2 separate regions of the Homo sapiens genome follow, and region 2 is linked to region 1. The links are chromatin loops, found by intact Hi-C in ENCODE. Cell type or tissue: GM12878. All regions are shown on one strand. Links, peaks and the distances in the headings refer to the core of each region. The heading gives the core; the rest is flanking DNA.

The links. A loop is a pair of places that touch in the nucleus more often than their neighbours do. Peaks named below come from ENCODE experiments on the same cell type or tissue, not always from the same donor. Only the 100,000 strongest peaks of a DNase experiment are listed, where the experiment ranks them.
Region 2: a loop joins it to region 1, with 2.3 times the contacts of the local background. A loop is called at or near these places in 3 of 110 quality-filtered maps.

Annotation. Positions count from the first base shown.
Region 1 is chr5:77,849,510-77,855,863 of GRCh38, forward strand. No RefSeq gene overlaps it. Among named protein-coding and RNA genes, the nearest start is that of TBCA, 76 kb to the left of the region's middle. RefSeq lists enhancers at 1,690-2,199, 2,200-2,707. In GM12878, for the core only: no CTCF peak of the experiment used is centred there; DNase peaks (open chromatin) are centred at 3,412 and 4,138; H3K4me3 peaks cover 2,373 bases; H3K27ac peaks cover 2,266 bases.
Region 2 is chr5:77,934,817-77,940,878 of GRCh38, forward strand. The region is part of intron 1 of LOC101929154 (a long non-coding RNA gene); the gene reads left to right. Among named protein-coding and RNA genes, the nearest start is that of TBCA, 160 kb to the left of the region's middle. RefSeq lists silencers at 217-391, 2,312-2,481. In GM12878, for the core only: no CTCF peak of the experiment used is centred there; DNase peaks (open chromatin) are centred at 1,385, 2,465 and 2,875; H3K4me3 peaks cover 941 bases; H3K27ac peaks cover 2,857 bases.

The DNA of each region.
Region 1 (6,354 bases), core at 528-5,527:
GTAGGCCCTAGGCTACCTGGAGCGCTTCCCTTTACTTTGGAAGAGAAAACAAAGTTTAAAGCTGGAGTCTCAAGGGTTGAATCCTTATCCCCCTCCTCTTTTCATTGTATCAATCAAAGCCCCAAACCAACCCGGCCCCTTTTCTGAGACTGTGACCTGGAAGATCTACCATAGCCAATGCCATCCTCCACTCCCCCACAGTGACCTTCTCTGGAGAGGGTGCAGGGGTGAGGAGTTGGGTAGATTGGAGGAGGAGGCCTGCCCCACAAAATGCTTTCTCTCCAGGCCCTAGGCCTCCCGCATCCACTCCACCCCTCTAAGAGTCTCTGAACTAGATTCTTCTGAGGGGAGAAGGGAGGACCCTGTGTCCAGACAGAGACTCAGATAAAGGCTTTCCAGAGAGAGGTCAATACGCTGCAAACAACCAGCTTTGATCTTTAGCCACAGAGGAAGGTGGCAACACCCCACACAGACACACACAGACACACACACACACACATGCAGGTTACCCCAGCGAGGAGAACACACATAGGTAATTTTAATGAAAGAGGTTCCTGTACCACATTATTAGCAATAAATCTACACCATTCTTTGTTGGTTAAAATCATTATGATCATCATCGCTATCATTACTGAACTCATTATTCTTGTGTTACTATCAGAGTAGATTTATGATAATACCCACCATTACGCCTGAGTTAAAGAAGGTGTAAAGGTTTGATTAATAGCTGCTTTCATGTTTTAATATTCAACATTTTCTCACATTTTTTCTAAATAAGGACGATGATAATTACAGGCGGTAATTACTGCTTTTGTTAGGAGTGTGTAATTAGCCACATATGCATTGTTCTTTAAAAAAAAAAGCGCAGGTTTGGGAGCTGGATCATAAGTCTAGGGGTGGGCAAACAGAGCTTGGACAGGTCACCCACGGACGTTTTGACAAATCGAGAGATGGGTCCGCAGCTCTGCTCCATGTCTACCTGCCCGGGACACCAGGAATTTGCTTTGAATGAAACCAGGTGAGGTTGGAAATAAAATATTTGGACGGGTTTACTAGGAGGGGTGGTGCGCCTGCAGACCTGCGGGTGTCTGAGATTCGCTTCTCAAGAAGCAACTCTGGCCCAGCCGTAAGGCCTCATAAGGCCTCGGGCTCGCGGGCCCGGCCTGAGGCAATGTGGCCCTTATCTGTGTGCTCCCTGGTATAAAAACGCCCGGGCCTTGTCTCCTCCCGCCCAGCCGACGCCAGGCGCGCAGTCAGCCCCGCATCCGTCATTTTCCCTCATTGACTTAGCCCAAGAGCTTCCTCCGAGCTCCCAGACTATCTGTCCCTTAAAGGTTACACGCTGCCGTGCCTCGCTTTGTCTTCCTCGTGCCCTTTCCTGGCAAAAATGGAGACATCACATCCTTGCCCAGCCCCAGCTCAGTATTTATGAAGGTTTTCTGACAAATAGGCAGGCTGGCCACGCATGGGTGACTGCCTTCATTCCGCACTTGGCTTGTTTACATAGGACCAGCACCATTTCCACGGATTAAACAAATCACAGGGAGAAGGAGACATTTATAACCCGCCAACGAGGCCACAGGCAGTTGGAAAAAAATGTGCTAGTGAGTGTGTTGCGCGACTGTGCAAAGTGAAAATGAATGCCCTCTCTGCAAGGCTGACCTTCGGGAGAGGGTGATCCCGGCAGCCCGTGTGTTTGCCGCACGCGAGGGACATGCGTGCAGAGGGGCCGCGTGGATTCGCGTGTCAGGGAGGGTTTAGACTACTGGTTAGAGTGCCATTCAATTACTCGGAGTTGGACCTCTCCCGAGGACACACACAAAGGCCAGGGAGCGCGAGTGCGCGTTCCCTCTCCCAGAGTGTGTGTATGTGTGTGTCTATGTGTGACTGTGCCCGTGGGACACTGTGCGCGCGACCATCGCAGGACCCTCCATCCAGCAGTTAACCCTTGGCAGGCCGGCTCAGGAGAGAGGAACTCCGAGGGGGCGCGCTTCTGCTCTACTCCAGCAAGGCTTTTACAGGCCGGCGCGAGGTGCGGGCGGTCCCGTGCGCGCGCGCGCGTGTATGTGGGTGTGTGTCTGTGTGGTGGGTGTGTAAGAGGGACAATGTGTGTGCCTGCACGTGGCGTGTGCGCGTGTGATCAAGTGTCTATGTGGCGTGTGCGTGTGTGGTGTGGGTGTGCGCGGCGTGCATGTGTGCGTGTGTGCACGCGCGAGAAGTGCGTGTGTAGGCGCGTGTGCAAGTGCGCGCGCGTGTGTTTACACTTCCAGAAGTCAAATCCTTTCTAGGACTCCCCCTTGCTTCACCCGGAAGTGTTCGGTGACCCCTCCACCCAATTAATGAAAACAAAGCAAAGGGCCCGAGCGGGCCTCCGACAGCCCGGGGCTTGCGGAGCTGGACGCCGACAGGGCGTCAGCCCGGTCGCTCGCGGCGCGGAGGCTGCTGCGGTTCGGAGCTGGGGTTCTGCACTCTCGCTCCCGGCTCCCGGCTCCCGGCTCCCCGCCACCCGCAGCCTCCTCGCGCCGCCGCCGCGGGCACCGCCGGGGCTTCAGTGACACCAGGCACCCGCCCCGGGCCGCGGGAGGAGGAAATTCCCTGCAAAATAGCAATGGTTCCGAGAAAAGGATCACAACAAAATATTGAATAAATTCCCTTTTAATTTATTTGATCATTCCACATTACGGGGCTATGAATTGCTCAAATTTGATAACAAGTACTCAATTCAACTCATTATGTAAGTTAAATTAGACTTCGATAAAATTTCAGTGGCGCGCAGTGGTTCCTCGAATGAAATGTAATTTGTGCAAGAATTTGTTGTATCTGTCACAAATATTTCCAATTAGCGACCGTAATTATTTGATAGTTTCTGCAATTATGGCTTAAACGGGTGAATTTGGGACTGTGGAGGACCCTAATTGGCCTAAATTTGATATTTTGCATATTTGCATAATGAGGAAATTGGTAGAAAATTGTGTTCATTCATTTGTGAAAAATCCTATGAATTTTATGAATTTGAAAGCTCTGTTTGTGCAGACTGTGACTTTGCCTGCTGATCCCTGAGGAGCTGACGCTGAACGCCTGAATGGGCAGCGCGCCAACTTCGCTGCTCCAGGAGGGGGGTGGGGAGGGAGAGGAGGAGGAGGAGGATGAGGAGAGAGGGGAGGTGGAAGGCTGTGGTAACGGTGGGCGGAGGCGGGACCATGGCGCATGCTCCGCGACGTCCCGGGCCGCGGGCGGAATCCCCCGGCTAACCTCCTTGGGGGTGAGACTGGGTGGGATGGGGGTCGGTGGGGGAAGTTGCATGGGGTGTTATACCCGCCCGGTTACAGGCCGCTGCCCTGTAGCATAACTGCGCGCGCGCGAGCGCACACACACACACACACACACACACACACACTTGCTCTCAATGAGAAATGTACCCAATCTGCTAGGTGGAAGGGGTAATTGTGGAGGGGTGAGGTCTTGAGATGATGGTAACTCTGCACTTGTTTAAGTTAAATTGCCAAAGCTTCTCCTCTCAGTAAAAATGTTTGATCTATGGCGCTGTCAATTTAAAGTGTTTAAAGAGAAGCAAAAGCATAGATTTTAAGCTGCTTTGCCCAGCACCCATTCATCATGCATCAGAGATTTTAAAGTTTCATGGTTGCTGTGGTTTAACATCTCAACTCTCTGACACAAGAATCTAGATGGAGGAAATAGCTCTGCAGTCAGAGGCTTATGACTAAAGGAGAAGGATCATGGCAAAAAATAAAATGCACAAAATACTCATTTCTGCCCATGCAAAGAAAGGGTGGTCTATTTTAAGGGGACAGGTTATGTTAATAATTATAAATAGAAGTGGAACCCACTTTTAACCAAAAATTACTGAAACAATGCCACCAATTTCTTTACAGGAGGGAGATGGGAGAAACTAGTTCAAAAGAAACCAAACAAAATCCCCAAACACTCCATCTCCTTTCTAATAAATAATGTTTTTCCCCAAGTATTTTGTTGCAGATATCCTGTATTTTCATCAAAACCCATCAAAAAAAGTCATCCTCTATGATTCTTGAATGTAACATTTTTAGATACTCCCTTAATTTCTATAGATCTTAGATGCATAAAACCAAGCAAAACAGACTCATAGTGAAGAACATGATAATATCTGGCTTTGCAGTTAAGTGCCCCGTAAAACTGCTCTGCTTGTGAACATTACTTTTGCTGGGAAAGACTTTCTTATCTACATGGAAGTGGGTAATGTGAGTGTCTAACAGGCTATAAATGCTTAAGTGCTTTGTTTCACAGTGCATTTTCAGTAAAGGTCAAAATAAATTCATCTTCCTTTAATGCAGTATTTATGTTTGTGCAAGGTTTGGAATAAAATCACCATTAAACTTCCATATGAAAAAACGAATAGGAAAATGGGAGCTGTGTCTTTGGTTCAGTCTTTTGTGGATGGAAAGGTATCATTTGAGGATGGAAACAAATAGAAGAAAACCAGTCAGTCACTTAAGACAGAATTTGAACAATGCAAAGATATTATTTTACTAATATTTAAAGTGAATTAAATAGGTGTTTTTCCATTTTAATTTAAATATTCTTGAGAACAGTAAAAGACAGATGACCACGGTGTCCAACGTTCGGAAAATAGGGGCAATAACATCCTTGCCCATATCACAGTATTTTGATAAAAGATCCAACAAGAATATTGGGTATTAAGTCTCCTACTATTATACTGTTGTTGGTGGCAGCATCATCATGATCACTATTGTTATAAGTAGCAGTAGTAGTATTATTGTGACATTAGTATTAAGATAACATGTAAAGAAGGATCTTGAGGGCAGAGTTGAAAATTAGCCCAGACCTCCTTCGATTACAGCATGAAAAGGAGCAGGTCATTCACATCTTTTTCTAGCTTGCACACATGATCAGTGATCACCATGAGTAGAATAATCTTCAAATACAAAGGATAATAGTTCATTCTCTTCTTCATTTAACAACACGTCATGTTAAATTTGGGGGATATAGATATTATTTATTTAACCTGTTCAAGAAGTCATGAAGCACCACTTAAGTGCTGAAATTTAAGGCCACCTCTAATCACTGGGGTGAATAAGGAACACAAAAGAAGATTAAATTGAAGATGCAGGATCTGCCTCAAGCTTAGGACCAGGACACAGTATTAATTTTTGCACCTTTTTTGTGAGTTCATTTTTAAAAAGAAACTTAAACAAAGAGGACTTTTGTGCAAGCATTAAGCTTTCAATGTTACCCTACACCTATTTTGGTTTTTCCTTTATATAAATATATCTGTAAGTTTTTTGTTGTGCTTATTATGAACAGGACAGTATTCCCACTGCAAAAGCTTTCTCAGAATGGTCTAAATCTGAGTTAATCACATGGTTAATCACATGACCTAAACCTCCACAGTAAAAACGTTGGTGAAAATCAAGATTGGGGGGAAAAAAAGAAAAAAACCTACCACTCCAGTTCCTTTAAATCAGAACATTGTTTTCTTGGCCAGGCATGATGGCTCACATCTGTAATCCCAGCACTTTGGGAGGCCGAGGTGGGCAGATCACTTGAGGTCAGGAGTTCAGGAGCAGCCTGGCCAACATGGCAAAAACCATCTCTACTAAAAATACAAAAATTAGCCGGGTGTGGTGGTGCACACCTGTAATTCCACCTACTCAGGAGGCTGAGGTGGGAAAATCGCTTGAGCCCAGGAGGCAGAGGTTGCAGTGAGATCGAGCCACTGCACTCCAACCTGGGCGACAGAGTGAGACTCTGTCTCAAAAAAAAAAAAAAGAAAAAAGAAAAAAAAAGAAAGAAAAAGAAAAAAATGTTGTTGTGGGGTTTTTGTGTGTGTGTGTTTCCTACCCCCACCTCCCACCCTCAACCCCCAGGAAACATTTGTCGCCATCATTGTATATAGCTCAAGACCAATTTGTAAGGTTTAGGGCTGGAAATATGATCGTTTACTAAGTATTGGATCTAATTAAATCCACAGAGAAGAAGATTCCGGTGGTTTGTGAGACTGCAGGAAATGGTTGTCCTCCCCAGGCCAGTCCCCACCCCAAGATCAAACATAGCCTTTCATTCCTGGAGAAAGTCAGATTCCCTGCAGTTTGTGGGCTTCCTCTCAGCAGAGGAGAAGCTTGTAGGAAACAAAGCCATAGCAATCCCTCTACAGGAACCCTTTCCTTGGTTCCTTACTCTGAACATTTTGGGCTGAAGCCTTCATGTGTGGGCTCCCCTTCTCATCTGTTTTTTTCAGAAAAATGTATGCTGAAAAAGTCTTCACACTACAAAAACTGCTGGAAAGTGATGAGATAACAAAACCTCCTAACTTGGGTTTATCCAGCAAAATTTTTT
Region 2 (6,062 bases), core at 279-5,278, 85 kb after region 1:
CTTGAATCTGTCATGTCCTATCTTTTTTGTTTTGTTTTGTTTTTGAGATGGAGTCTCGCTCTGCTGCCCAGGCTGGAGTGCAGTGGGGAGATCTCGGCTCACTGCGAAGTCCACCTCTCAGGTTCCAGTGATTCCCCTGTCTCAGCCTCCTGAGTAGCTGGGATTACAAGTGACCACCACTATGCCTAGCTGATTTGTGTATTTTTAGTAGAGACGGGGCCAGGCTGGTCTTGAACTCCCGATCTCAAGTGATCCACCCACCTCGGCCTCCCAAAGTGCTGGAATTACAGGCGTGAGCCGCTGCGCCGGGCCTCATGTCCTATCTTAATAGAATGGACAAGTCCAGGCTTCGAGTTTCCTCGGCTCTAACTGGAATATTACAGCCATTCTACAGGAAATCCAAAGCCCAGAATGACCCTTGGATCCAGAGAAGCAGCCAGAAATATACCATGTACAAACGTGAAATTTTTAAAAGCAGAAAACCAATTGAACATAAAGTAGGTTCCCAAATACATAGAAAATAAATGTAGACAGATAAAATATTGGAAAAAAATAAGGCATAACATTAATTATTTCTTAATTGTGAAAATAGCATGATTTGTTCCTCTTATCTTTCACATATTTCAGTACGTTTCAGCAATGAGTGGGTGTTATTTTCAAAATCATAAGAACATTTTGGTATAAAGATCTATTTTTATTTCAAAGAAGATTCTAAGAACTTTCACATGACGATGAATTCTTCAAAAACACAGTTTTCACAAGCCCTGTCACAGATCCTTCTGGAGACCCGCATACTTCTAGTGTTTGCCCTGACGAATGCCAGTTCTGTTCTTCAAGATTTGCTTGTCAGAAAATGAAGACACACAGAATGAGTTATTTCAGCAGGAAGTGTTCCAGGATTCTGGAAACAGATGATGCTTTCTTTCAGCCTGTTGTCATTCTTCTCCTTCACCAAGATATTGTCGTCATCACTCTGGGTTTAACTCAGCTTGACAGTAGCCACACTTCCATGTTGCTCTTCATCTCTTCCTTTGGTAAAAGTCTGCAAATTGAGGCTCAGCTAACAGCTATTTCATACTAATCAGACACTGGGTCTAAATTAGAACCAAGAAAAGGTCTATGGCAAGATAGGGTGAGGCCACAGCGACATTTTATGCTCTGGATCACCCCTCATGAATGCTTACTAGGCCATTTGCTCTCCTCTTTTACAGGCGAGAGGGTTGTGGCTCTCACTACCTATCATAAACTATGGCAGCGTAACCCTTCACTTGCTTTTCTTATTCACTTCCAGTTTGTGCTGCTGCTAAAATATTCTGCTTCTCAGCTGCCAGTATCGGCGTCTAAATCATCCCCAGTCCAAGGCGCCAGCTCTTCTGGTGCAGAAACCACAGACTCAGCAGCCAGGATGTCATCAGCATACTCGAGATTACATCATCTCCTTCTGCCAACCTTAATACCACTATGGTAACCATCAACAGCAATACCCATGATTATTTCAGTAGAAATATTGAACAGATGTGACAGCCTTGTCAAACTCCTTTGCTGGTGTCCAACCACTCTGTTATACCTTTTGCAATTCTAAAATCTCTCTTCTGGCCATAATAGAGACAGCACATGCTGACCTCCCGCTAGGGAAACTGCTCCCATAGCGTCAGTTGGCATATCAAAGACTAACTACGAACACCACCTTATATACACAGTGCTTTACAGCCTGCTAATCATTTTTGCAGACATTCTCCTTTTTGACTCTCAAGCCAGCTGAGACAGCTGTGGTATAAGTTGAAAGGGCACTGGAGTTTCTGTCAGGAGTTTTGACTTTCTTGGTTGCTTACTACCTTTGAAATCTTGAGCAAATCACTCTGAGCTTGTTTTTTGTCAGTAAAATACTTCTTGTTCTCAACCTAACTTGAAAAACAAATGAGGTGGTACATTTAAAAATAATAAATTATGAAGATAGTTACTCAAACTAATACTTGTACATGAATGTTTCTATCAGCACTATTCACAATAGCCAAAAGGTGAAAACACCAAAATCTCTAGCAACAGACGAATGGATAAACAAAATGTGGTATATCCAGACAATAGGATATTTGTCAACCATAAAGAGGAATGGGCCAGGCGCAGTGGCTCATGCCTGTAATTTCAGCATTTTGGGAGGCTGAGACTGGCAGATGATTTGCGGTTAGGAGTTCAAGACTAGCTTGGCCAACATGGTGAAACCCTGTCTCTGCTAAAAAATATAAACATTAGCTGGGTGAGGTGGTGGCGTGCACCTGCAATCCCAGCTACTTGGAGGCTGAGGCAGGAGAGTTGCTTGAACCTGAAAGGTGGAGGTTGCAGTGAGCCGAGATTGTGCCACTGCACTCCAGCCTGGGCAACAAAGTGAGACTCCGTCTCAGAAAAAAGAGGAACAAAGTATTGAAACATGCTACAGTGTGGCTGAACCCAGAAAACATTATGCTAAGTGAAAGAAGCAAGACACACAAGATCACATATTATATGATCCCATTTATATGAAATACTCAAAGTAGGTCAATCCATAGAGGCAGAAAGCAGATTGGTGGTAGCCAGAGGCTAGGAAGAAGCAGGAAGAGGGGGTGACTGCTTAGTACAGGGTTTTCTTTTGGGGTGATAAAAATGTTTTGGAACTAGATAGAGGTGGCTCTTGCCCAACATTGTAAGTGTACTAAATGCCACTGAATTGTACACTTCAAAGTGGTAAATTTTGTTATATGAATTTTACCTTAATGAAAAATAATAATAAATTATAAAGCACATGAAAATCTAATTAGCATTTCTCAGGGGAAAAACAGCCTCAGGAAGATTAAGTGACTTATGAAAGAACAGAAACTTTCAAAACGAAACAAAGAAGTTCATTCTGAGGGGAGAATGCCGGTCTTTTGACAGGCCAGGAAGGGCTTCTATCCTGCTCTGGGTAGGAATAGAAGTCTAAGCTCTTAAGATGTCACCATTCTCAGCTCTGAAATTTTGTTCTGACTCCCGTATCTCTTGCAAAACCCAATCCCCATAGCACTGTTTCCAGCCTCTTCTACTTATCAGTTCACAGCAAAAGGAAGACAAAATGATCATTTAGAATAAGGAGGTAAAGGGTCATTGGGAGACCAGAGAACTTCTCTCTTTATCTTGTCTAAAGAAAAAGAAGGTTCCTGAATACTGAGTGATAAATTGAGAAGATAGAAAGCTTTGTTAGAATAGAAGGGAATGAAATTAAAAAAAAAAAAAAAAAGAAATGAAAGCTTTGTTAGAGATGCATATCCCTCCCCAGTTCAACCGAAGCAGAATCTGCATTTTACCAAGATTCTCAGGTAATCCGTGTGCTCAGGAAAAGTTTGAGACACAGTGCTCCGGGCCACTAGACATGTAACAGAGTCTCTCCATAATGAAAATGAGGGTGTCGGAGATGTAAACAGTAAGTCATGTTGGACCTCTTAGGCCATTTGTTCTGAGTAGAATGTTAATTTCCATCATCTTTACCAACATCTCTGAAAAGCTTGTGAACGGTGGAGAAAGCACATGGGCTGTTCACCCAGTTACAACAAACTGCAGATATTCTTAGCCTCCATTATTCTGTACCCTGAAAACCATGATGTCACCTCTCCAGTTTCTAGTAATCTCTCTAGTTCACAGGTAAATGTCCAGCAAGGCATTATTAAATTACTAAACATCACAGCTACTGGAATCTTTAGGAGTCATCTGGCCAGCGTTCCCAAATGCTATTCCACGGATCAGTTCTGAGCTAGCTACATCAAAATCACCTGGGGTGCATTTCAAAAGCAGATCCCTAGGGTGTAGAATCTTCTCATTAAGTCTGGAAAGAAGCCATGAAATATGTTTTTAAAAAGCTCTCCAGGTGATTCTAATGCACAAATTTGGACACAATCTGTCTAGCTCTGCTCATGCATCCACAGCCACAGCCCAAATACCTTCAGAAACAGAACTTTCATTGCAGAGAGCTAATTGTCAGAAAGCTCTTTCCAACACATTGCGTCAATACCTGCCTCTATAATTTCTACCTTTTGTTCTGTCCTTTTGAGCCATACAAAATCATGTGAGTGTGTTTTTGATGTAGAATCTCTCTTTCACATGATACGACAGCTTTTCAAATGTCTGGTTCCACACACTGTGTCCATATGTCTTCTCTAATAATACTTTTTGCCTTGAAGTCTATTTTGTTTGGTAATAATGAAGCTACCAACTTTTTTCCCCTAGTCTTTTACTTTTAGTCTTACTGTTTCCTAATAATTTTGATTTGTCTGTTATAAGCAAAATACAGCTAGATTTTTAAAATTCAGTCTAATAATTTCTTTGAATTGGCAAGTTTAGGCAAATTACATACACATATTACTAATATGTTTGAAATTATTTCTACCATCTTATTCTACACTCTCTTTTATCCTATTTTTCTCTCTCTCTTCTTTTCTTTCCTGCATTCTGGCAGATGGGTTGAAGTTTCTTTGCCTTCCTTCCCTCTCCCTCCTTCTCTTCCCCAAGTGCCCTGGTTTTGGAAGTTGTATCAGCATCAGTAGGCATTTATAGAGGTTATTTTTTAAAAATTTTGAATAACATGAATATGTAACAAAATCTCAACAAGCTTTAAGAATAGTTATTATTCTTAAAAATTTGGCCCATGTGCTTACCAAAATCTAAAGTTAATCACTATCTATTCTGCCTCCTCAACAAGTCATGGAGCTTAGAACCCTTTACCTACAGGCCAGGCGCCGTGGCTCACGCCTGGAATGCCAGCACTTTGGGAGGCTGAGATGAGCGTATCACCGGAGGTCAGGAGTTTGAGACCAGCCTGGCCAACATGGTGAACCCTGTCTCTACTAAAAATACAAAAATTAGCTGGGTGAGCTGGGACCTGTAGTCCCAGCTACTCGGGAGGCTGAGGTAGGAGAATCACTTGAACCCAAAATACCCGAAAGGTGGAGGTTGCAGTGAGATGAGATGGCGCCATTGCACTCCAGGCTCCATCTCAAGAAAAAAAAAAAAAAAGGGACACTTTAACTTCAAGTAATCCCCTCCTGCTTTCCATATACCTGCTGTTCAATATTTTAAATTTAGTTTTTTTTTTTAATCCCCAGTAAATTACTATTGTTGCTGTTGCTTTATGTCAGTTATTCTTTGGACTCATTCACATATTTATTTGCTTCCTTTTTTTTTTTTTTCTTTTTGAGATGGAGTTTCGCTCTTGTTGCCCAGGCTGGAGTGCGATGGTGCAATCTCAGCTCACTGCAACCTCCGCCTCCCAGGTTCAAGCAATTCTCCTGCCTCAGCCTCCAGAATAGCTGGGATTACAGGCGAGCACCACCACGCCTGGCTAATTTTTTGTATTTTTAGTAGAAACGATATTTCACCATGTTAGGCAGGCTGGTCTCGAACTCCTGACCTCAGGCTCATCTCAGCCTCCCAAAGTGCTGAGATTACAGGTGTGAGCCACTGTGCCCAGCCCTGCTTCCTATTCTTTCATCTCAATTCTTCCTTCTGGATTCAATTTTCTTATTCACTGAGGATCTATTGGTAAAATATGCTCTCAGGGTTTGTCTAAAAACATTTTCATTTTTCTCTCACTATTGTATGATAACTTAGCTGAATGCAGAGTTCTTGGTTGACAGTTATTTTTCTGAGCACTTTGACTATATTATTAATTTTCTTATGATTTTTATTGTTGCTATAAAGAAGTCAGCAAGTCTAAATGTAGTTCCTTTATAAGTTACCTATCTTCTTTTCTCTGAACTCATTAAATATTTTCTTTTTGACTTTGGTGTTTCACAGTTTCATTACAATGAATCTAAAAGTCTTAAATGTCTAAAGGTCTTAAACGCCTCCTGTTTGAGAGGCTAATTTTATACTAGGCATCTCAATTCTTGAAAACAGTAATAGACTTCTTTCTGTCTCTATGGGTTGACCTGTTTATGAAAGTGGCACAGAACAAAGAATCAGAAAACCTAGGTCCTAACTAAACAAGCCCGGTAAAAATAAACAGCCTCCATTAAAAGGCTTGCACGAAAATGTGTTATAGGTGCACTCAGTAAATATCT